Regions from separate parts of the Homo sapiens genome. Here region 2 is linked to region 1. A link is a contact called in ENCODE Hi-C or POLR2A ChIA-PET data. All regions are on one chromosome and are shown on one strand. Each heading gives the region's core, a stretch centred on a gene start or an enhancer-like site at or near the end of the contact. The rest is flanking DNA. Distances are from core to core; before and after follow the strand shown.

The links. A loop is a pair of places that touch in the nucleus more often than their neighbours do. ChIA-PET counts read pairs that join two places held with the same protein, here RNA polymerase II (POLR2A). Pooled maps may share reads with other maps.
Region 2: a pooled map shows a loop between it and region 1 (2.9-fold over the local background). The contact joins two enhancer-like sites. A Hi-C loop is called at or near these places in 1 of 50 pooled maps. POLR2A ChIA-PET finds 5 or more read pairs at or near these places in 2 of 52 experiments (AG04450 and WTC11).

The regions. Positions count from the first base shown.
Region 1 is chr9:94,598,600-94,603,072 of GRCh38, reverse strand. No RefSeq gene overlaps it. Among named protein-coding and RNA genes, the nearest start is that of FBP2, 7.0 kb to the right of the region's middle. Within about 2 kb of position 2,537, at least 6 of the 41 ENCODE cell types and tissues checked have a DNase peak (open chromatin) inside an H3K27ac peak, as active enhancers do.
Region 2 is chr9:95,052,866-95,057,523 of GRCh38, reverse strand. The region is part of intron 13 of AOPEP (aminopeptidase O (putative)); the gene reads right to left. Among named protein-coding and RNA genes, the nearest start is that of MIR6081, 10 kb to the left of the region's middle. Within about 2 kb of position 1,251, at least 11 of the 41 ENCODE cell types and tissues checked have a DNase peak (open chromatin) inside an H3K27ac peak, as active enhancers do.

The sequences.
Region 1 (4,473 bases), core at 1,288-3,787:
AACATTAGATAACTCATTTAATCTTCACAATAACCCAATGAATCAGATACTCTGAATAATCCATTTTATAGATGACAAAATGGACGAGGAGAGGTGAAGTAATTGGCTCAAGGCTTCCAGCCAATGAGTGGCAGAGTGGGGACCTGAATGCAGGCAGCCTGGCCACTGTGAGCCAGCATACGGCTTCTCCTTCATGTCGTCCCGTTCAGGCCTGGCCCATCATTCCCCAGCCTTGTTCAGGATTGCAGCTGAGGAACCATGCAGCCTGAACATGGCGACTCACGCCCTCCTAGAAATGGGGGAGCTAATGGCTTAGTGGTGGTACCTGCATGTGACCCTCTGGCCTCCCAAACATGGATGTAACCATCTGAATCCCAAGTGAAAGTTTACTGTTTACCCAGTGGTGATTTTTCTTTTTCTTTCTTTCTTTCTTTCTTTTTTTTTTTTTTTTTTTTTGACGCGGAGTCTTACTCTGTCTCCCAGGCTGGAGTGCAGTGGCGCAATCTCGGCTCACTGCAACCTCTGCCTCCTGGGTTCAAGCGATTCTCCTGCCTCAGCCTCCCGAGTAGCTGGGATAACAGGCACCCATCACCACACCCAGCTAATTTTTGTATTTTTAGTAGAGACGGGGTTTCACCATATTGGCCAGGCTGGTCTCAAACTCCTGACCTCATGATCTGCCTGCCTCAGCCTCCCAAAGTGCTGGGATTACAGGTGTGAGCCACTGCGCCCAGCCACCCAGTGGTGATTTTTCTATAAAAGCACGGCACTTAACTCACAAAGGCTAATAGTTCCTACAGTCTAGTTACCATAAGAAAAAGGATTCACTACAAGAACAGGGTTTAAGGAAATGCAATTTGTTGCAAGCAAGCAGGCTTCTCACTAAACTCTCTATAGAAACAGTTTCTCCCTCCGCTAACCCTGGTCTTACTGGACCAGAGTCCAAGATCGTGGCAAGCTCTGTCAGGCACTAAGTAACACCTGTGGCCCTCCTTGAGCTCTAGATATAAAATGGATCTATCCATATGATTCCACTTGGGAACTGAAAACATGTGTGTATGTGAATCCTGCTTCTTCCCCTCCAAACACTCCCCATTCATTTCACATTTTCCCAGCAGGAAATTGATCTTGAGCATTGGATCTGCTTCTGCCCACTGACCAGACAGACCCAAAGCCAATATTTCTCCACTCCAGCTGGGGCTGCCCTCTGGGAAAGTCCCCTGACGCACAAAGCACCTCTTGAGTTTTAAACTTCTTGTAACTCAGCTGGCATCTGGTTCTCAAAGCATGAAGGGAGAGAAATATGGTCTGGGAGCCTTTTCCATATATATATCAGGGTGCAGTGGCTCACACCTGTAATCCCAGCACTTTGGGAGGCCAAGGCGGGCGGGCGGATCACAAGGTCAGGAGATCAAGACCATCCTGGCTAACACAGTGAAACCCCGTCTCTACTAAAAATACAAAAAATAGTTGGGCGTGGTGGCGGGCGCCTGTAGTCCCAGCTACTCAGGAGGCTGAGGCAGGAGAATGGCATGAACCCGGGAGGCAGAGCTTGCAGTGAGCCGAGATCACACCACTGCACTGCAGCCTGGGCGACAGAGCGAGACTCGTCTCAAAAAAAAAAAAAAAAAAAGAAAAAAGAATGAGGGTCTTTGCAGATCTAATTAAAGTAAGGATTAAGATGAGATGAGCCTAGATTACCTACATTAGGATGGGTCCTCCTCTGAAGCCATGCATTTTTGTACAGGTTCATGACATGGCAGGAGCCTGGAGGCCTAAGCCACCGCCATGTCGATGTCAGCCTGGGACCAGAAGGAGAGACAAACCTTTGCTGTGCTAAGCCGTGGGGATTTCAGGTTTATTTGTTGCTGCACGATAACATACGCTATCCTGACTAAACTAGACCAAGCTTGGCAATATTTTTAACCTCTCTGAGTCTCCCTTTCTTCATTTGCAAAATGTTAATTGTAATATCTATTGTAGTCAAGGCCATTTTCATCGTAGGTAACAGAAACCCATTTATTCTGCTAAAGCAGAAAGGCAATTTGTTGGAAAGCTTCAGGGGACTCTCATGAAACCTAGCACCCACTGCTTTCCTAACCCCGAGGACACACCCTTAGTCCGTCCTGGCATTGTCAGCCAATCCACTGTGTCTCCATGTCTCACACCAAGTTCCCCGGAGAAAAAAACCTGACGTCTTAGCTTGTGTCCAGTTAGCTGCAGCCATAGACCCGGGTCATATAAGACAAACGTGGCCTTGGGTTTTCTTTTTATGGGCAGGGCACGCCTCTCTCTTAGATGGGGATCGTGGGCTGAGCAGATACCCTAAAGGGTCTGCCGTGCTGGAAGCAGAAATGCTGAGGTTTCATGAAAGAGCGTTTGTTGAGATCACTGGAGACGGGGCATGGAAGGCATTCTAACAGAGTTTTGCTAACAGAGAATATGCTCTCAGCTAGTACTGTAGAGTCACAGTCCAGATCCTAGACTTCAGGTGGGGGCCCCGCCCTATGAACTGCCCTAAGACTGCCTTACTGTTCAGAGACTCTGTTTGTCCTTACTACTTCCGCCCAGGCCTGTGAGGGCCTTTCACCAAGCACAGCAAGCCCATAAATAGCTCTGTGATCACCAATGCATCAGTGGCGCTGAAAAAAGCGTGAGCTGGACGCTGCCCCCCCCTTCCTCTGGGCCTTCCAGATGCCCCGTGTGTCCACGCTGTTGTGTGCCCTGAAAGAACTTTGGCATTTGCTGAAAGGTCACCAGCTGCAATTTCAGATCATGTAGGTAACTCGAACTTCCAACATTTAAATGTAGCTGAAAGGGGCATGACAGCTGCACAGGTGCCAGCCTGGGCTGGAGGGTGGCAGAAATAGCAGGCCCTCCCTTGGATCCCTTTACGGGGGGAGCTGACTTATACATGGCACTGGCCAATCCCCCTCCCTCCTGATCCCCAAATTATCCAGGCTTCTGCTCATCCTTGACACCCACAGTGCCGGACAACCGGCGCCTCTCCAGAGATCTGCTCATAACACTGGCTTGTTTGTTTCACTTCCAATCTGTTGTGAACAGATATGTTAATAAAACATAATAAGCCGAGCGCAGTGGCTCACGCCTATAATCCCAGCACTTTGGGAGGCCAAGACAGGCTTATCACCTGAGGTCAGGAGTTTGAGACCAGCCTGCCCAATATCATGAAACCCCATCTCTACTAAAAATACAAAAGGTAGCCAGGCATGGTGGTGCGTGCCTGTAGTCCCAGCTACTCGTGAGCTGAGATGGGAGAATCACTTGAACCTGGAAGATGGAGGTTGCAGTGAGCCGAGATCGTGCCACGGCACTCCAGTCTGGGCAACACAGCGAGACTCTGTCTCAAAAAACAAAACAAACAAAAAGCATAATAAAAATAATTACAGGAGTGGCTAATAAGCACCTGCTCAACATCACTAATCATTAGGAAGATGCAACTACTCTAAGCCACAGTGAGATACCACCTCACACCCATTGGGATGGTTACTGTAAAAACAAACAAACAGAAAATAACAAGTGCTGGCAATAAGGTGGAGACCCTGGGACTCTTGCTCACTGCTGGGGAGTGTGAAATGGTGCAGCCGCTGTGGAAAATGGTGCAGCAGTTCCTCCAGAAATTAGACAGACAATTACCATATGATCCTGCAGGTCCACCTCTGGGCACATCCCCGAGAGAATCAAAAGCAGGGCCTTGAACAGATGTTTGCACGCTGTGCTCATGGCAGCATTACTCACACTAGCCCAGAGGTGGAGGCAACCCAAGCGGCCATAGAGGATGAATGGGTGAACAGACTGTGGCGTGTCCATACCAGGGAATGCTGTTGAGCCTCAGAGAGGAGGGAACTCTGACCCATGCCACAGCATGCGGGGATGGTGAGGACATTGTGCTGAGTGAAATAAGCCAGTCGCAGCAGGACAGATACTGTATGGTCTATGAGGGACCCAGTGTAGCCAAATTCATAGAGACAGCAGAATGGCGGGTGCCAGGGACTAGGTGTTGGGAGGGGGAATGGGGAGTTCTTGTTTAATGGGTACAGAATTTCAGTTTGCAAAATTTGAAATTGGGATTATGACTATAATTGGGGTCTAGAACTGTTCTATCATGCAAACCCCCATTGCCCTGTCCCCTCCCCACACCCCTACCCCTGGCAGCCATGAGAGTTATCTGTCCCCACAGGTTTGCATTCTGGAGAGTCCCCTACAAATGGAATGAGACTGTAGATACTCGCTGGAGACCACTGCTGTCACTCAGCACAATGCCTCTGAGACTCGCCTAAGTGCCACACGTGACACTAGTGTTTGTGTTGTTAATAGTATTCCATTGTGGCCGGGCGCAGTGGCTCATGCCTTTAATCCCAGCACTTTGGGAGGCCGAGGCGGGCGGATCACGAGGTCAGGAGATTGAGACCATCCTGGCTAATACGGTGAAACCCCGTCTCTACTAAAAAT
Region 2 (4,658 bases), core at 2-2,501, 460 kb before region 1:
AAAGCCACCCTACAAATGAAAAAGCAGTGGTCATGTAATAAACCAAAATGTTTGTAAAGCAAATGAAAGAGACCACGTATCAGCAGATGTGCTCAAGGCAGCACCGGGTGGTACGAGGAGCCCGGGGCGGGCACAGGGGGAGTGGGACATGCTATGTGGACCACTCCACTTCCACCCACGTGGAAATCAAAGCAAACTTCACATGACTTCTAGGCCAGCTGCGTTTATTTATTTATTTTAAGATCAGCTGAATTTAAGACTGAAAGGCCAGCTGTGTTTAATACAGCAGCACTGGCGGGAGAGAGATAAGGCTTTGGTCGTACCACAGAGTGATCGTGAAAAATAAAGGACCTTACCTCCAAGCATCACCACCTAAGAAAGCAGCTCCTTCAGACAGTATAAAAAGAACTTGCCTTTATTTCTGGGGGCCCAACAGTGCTCACACCCACAGTTCAACAGTGACAGGAATGCAAAAGTCCTTTCCTTTGCATAAACAAGAAATTCATGATGGGGTTATTTTTTCCATACAGAGACCAGCTCATTATTTTTAAAATGCATCTGCCTCGGAAATTTACACAAAATAGGACTACAAGGTGCCAAAGTGATGTGGGTACTTGCAAGAGAACTTCACAGAACTATGAAACTTACTGAAATGAGTACAAGAAATAAAATGCTAAACGAGGTCAGTCAAGTACAAATGCTGCTTGTTAAGGATTTTAGAAGTCTGTGTTCTACTCTAAACATGGAAGATCTCATAGTTGCTAAATACTAAGAACTGTACAAAGAAAAAAGTCCACTGCATGTTTTTCCCAACTTCAGAGTCGACGCAAGCTGTACGACTTTGAATGGTTTGGGAGAGTTTTTATGCATGCTCCTGGAAAGAAAATATGAATTTTCCAAACCCACCCTCCTAAACTAGAGGCAGCTCAACTAAGAAAAACCCCTGACTCTTGCAGAAGCCTCTTACTGCTGTCACGGGGGCATCACTCACTCTGTGCTCCCAGAAGACCACCCACGCAACTGAGGTTCCGCCACCATTTCTTCCATTAGCATGATGCAGAACAGGCCAGCTCACCTCCTACATCAGAAAATGCCACGGACATGTCCCATGACTGACCTTGCAGAGGCAGGGCCTGTGACAAGAGACCAGCAAATGGCAACATCCAAGCCCCATTGCCTGCACCCCTCCGAAAGCAAAGGAGGGCACCTCCCGGCGTGGCCCAGCTGGTGCGCTGCAGCCTCACACGAAGAAAGTCACTGTGCGGCTCCCCAGACAGAGAATAAGCCTGGGACTAATGCAGCCACGGATTGACAGTGGCATGAGTTCTATTATTACCCCATTATCACTCTGGGATCTGTGCCTAAATGAAGCATGCTTCCTCCCTGATGCCATTTCCTTTTATCCTGGCTGGAGACTAAAAGCGGATCAATGGGGGCAATACATATGATGTCACTTCAATTTACAGCCACGGCCTCCCCCTCTCCAGTCTGTCTGAAACACACAGAAAGATCAATTCTTCCCAAAAATGGTTAAAAAATGCTTAGGGAGCATTCTTCTTCCAGAAAAGCATTCTCTGCTATATTTGTCTATGTTACTACGCAGGGAACTGTTTACATGGAACAAAAACAGAAGAAACGGTGGGGGTGGGGGAAATCTCAAATTCTGTATGCTGGAGACTTGCTGGCTGAAATTCAACACAAGCAGGGTCCTTTGAAAGTCACATGCAGGCGGCCTTCGGGCAGGGGCACAATAGAAACCAGTTTTCTTTTGCCCCTTGGATTAAAAAGGTGATCCCACTGACATAAAATATCTTTCATTTTTATCAAGTTCCCCCAAAGGCTGACAAATCCCCTTTCACTCTTCCCAGAAAACACACCCACCACCTTAGCAGACCCTCAGGTTGCCCCTTCAGTCCACAGGAATGGGAGGAAACAGCTTCTAATCACACAGTGCCCTCATTAAAGGAGACAGAAAGCTTGGCTACAGGACACGAGACAGAACTTATAAACTAAGTCATCTTCCAGACTCGGCTCTGAACCAAATAAAACACAGTGAAAATCTATACGCTGCATAAATTTTCACATGGTGCTTTTTGCCAATAAGGCAAAATTAAGATATAATCAATGAAGTTCCTCAAAACAAAACCAAGAGTTCTCCCTCCTCATAATCCAAAAAGAAACAGAAAACGTTCAGAGCCACAGAACCCAGGTGCAGTCACCCCTTACTGCCCACACACTAGCCAGGCCACAGTCTTCAATAAATGGTCTTCTTCCATCTGTTACTTTTTAAATGATAAACATTTCTAAGAAACAAAAGTAGACAACTTAATAATACATACACATATCAGGTGTCTGCCCAAGAGCCTGCCTACTAGGATATCATGACAGAAATGAAATATATTTATTCTAAATTAGTAATTTGTATAATGGAAAAATACAATTGGTTTGAATTGCTGCTGAAAACACAATTCAGAAAAGAAAAACCTTTATATGTTGAAGCAAAAACTTAACATATTTTAAAGAATTGCCGAAACTTACAAGTAGAAGTCTCTACTGTTCACATTATTTGTGGGGCATAAAATTGGATTTGCCAGCAAAGGAAGCCACCAAATAATTAAGAGGAAAAAAATTTTCTTCAAAATAAAGAAAATCAATCAATTGGTGCATATTTGTCTAGCAGAATCAGTTATTTCTGATTATCAAACATCTTTAGGGAGTATGTCTATAAACAAATTTTGGAAAGAAAATTCAAGTAGCAGCAAATATTCATATAGCTCATTTTATACAAAGAAAAGCATATTTATTAGATTTTTGGGAAATTCTAATAGTTACAGTTCAAAAAGATTACTACAAACTTTGAGCCATGGTTTGCTTGTGGAGTTTCTAAAAGTGGCACCACAGAACCTAAAACAGACACATACCATCATTCGCAAATACTATCTGAAATAATTTACTGGCATAAATAATTCTCATGTTTCCAGATTGTAAGTGTCAAATGTTCCCGTGCTATTATTCCCCTAACTCTTGTTAAAAGCATACACTATATGCAATCTAACACAAAGCATATTATTTAAATGATGAAACATGCAATCCTCTGGTCAACTGGATCTCTTACAACCACGTGTACATTAATATTTTATGTTATTATATATGTTGGAAGCATCATAAACACTCAAATTGAAAATTTCCAAGTATTTCACAAGAGATGTGTGGGATCCTTGTGTCCACCTCCCCAACCCCAGATCCTGCCAGACCAATTACAAGGGGCCAAAGGGAAAACATTCCTGATCTATGCTTCTCAAGAAAATAATCACTCATGAAAAAGAAACTAAATTCCTAAGTGATTCTGTCTATTCACCCTGCCATGACAACAATGGCATGTTCAATATATGCCTGAATATTTCTAAAGAAATTGGAATACTTTAAAGTATCAGAATATTCCTAACTTTTCTTGTATTCACATTTTCATAAAAATTTCCTTCTTTTTGTTTCCTTAGAATTAATGCTTTTGCCACAAGTGGTAGCTCACACCTGTAATCCCAGCACTCTGGGAGGTCTAGACAGGAGAATGGCTTGAGCTCAGGAGTTTCAGACCAGCCTGAGCAACACAGTGAGACCTCGCTCCCTACCCACCCCCAAAATTAGGTGTGGTGATATGCATCTGTAGTCCCAGCTATTTGGGAGGCTGAAGTGGGAGGATCATCTGAGCCCTGGAGTTGGAGGCTGCGGTGAGCTATGATTAATCCAGTAGACTTCAGCCTGGGCAACAGAGCAAGACTCTGTATCCAACAACAACAACAACAACAACAACAACAAAAATGAATTAATGCTCTTACCTAAATTAATAACAGTGTACGTAATATACTTGTTGTATTTATCTTGAAGGAGAGTATACATTTTATAATTCTGAGTTCCTAATTTACAAACAGTGACATTTGCTAGCTCCAATTCTAGTTATACATTAACTTATAACCCCCTAAGGCCCAGCATATGAGTATACCTTTACTGTAAAAAAACGGTTGGTTGAGTATATGAATCAAAACATCCTATATGGTATGTAGCCATGCAATGGAATACTATGTAGCTATTAAAAAGAATGAGATGGAATTATTTTTGTAATATAGGAAGATGGCAAGAAATGTTTTTAGAAAAAAGGTTCAGAATAAAATGTAAACTATGGTTCAATTTGTGTAAATTACATTCTAAAGATACATAATAAGAAAATAAGGAATGCTTTGTGTCAACTGTTTCTCCGAGTAACCTACCTGAACTCTCTGGCTTCCCCTCTGTCCATTTTTCTGCTTCCAGCTGAAGCTGAAATATTTTTCTTAAATCATGCTACAAGTATTTCCTAATAATTCACTTAAAAGAGAGATCTACTTTATGAAGAAATTCATTACCACAACCAAACCTAAGAACACTGAAAATAATTAAAGCATGTGCTCTAACAAAGTACTGAACCAGGCAACTGGAAACCAGGGGTTTCTCTAAAGCTGGCCCGGTAGGTATGGGAAGACCTCCTAGCACTAAGTGTGCACCGAGAAACCTATCATTGTCTCTCTAGTCTTAGTCATAACATTTTAACATTGGTTCTGTGCAAGCAGCAATCAAGAACTGGAAGAATTTAAAATTTTCCAAATATTCTGTAAACAGATATA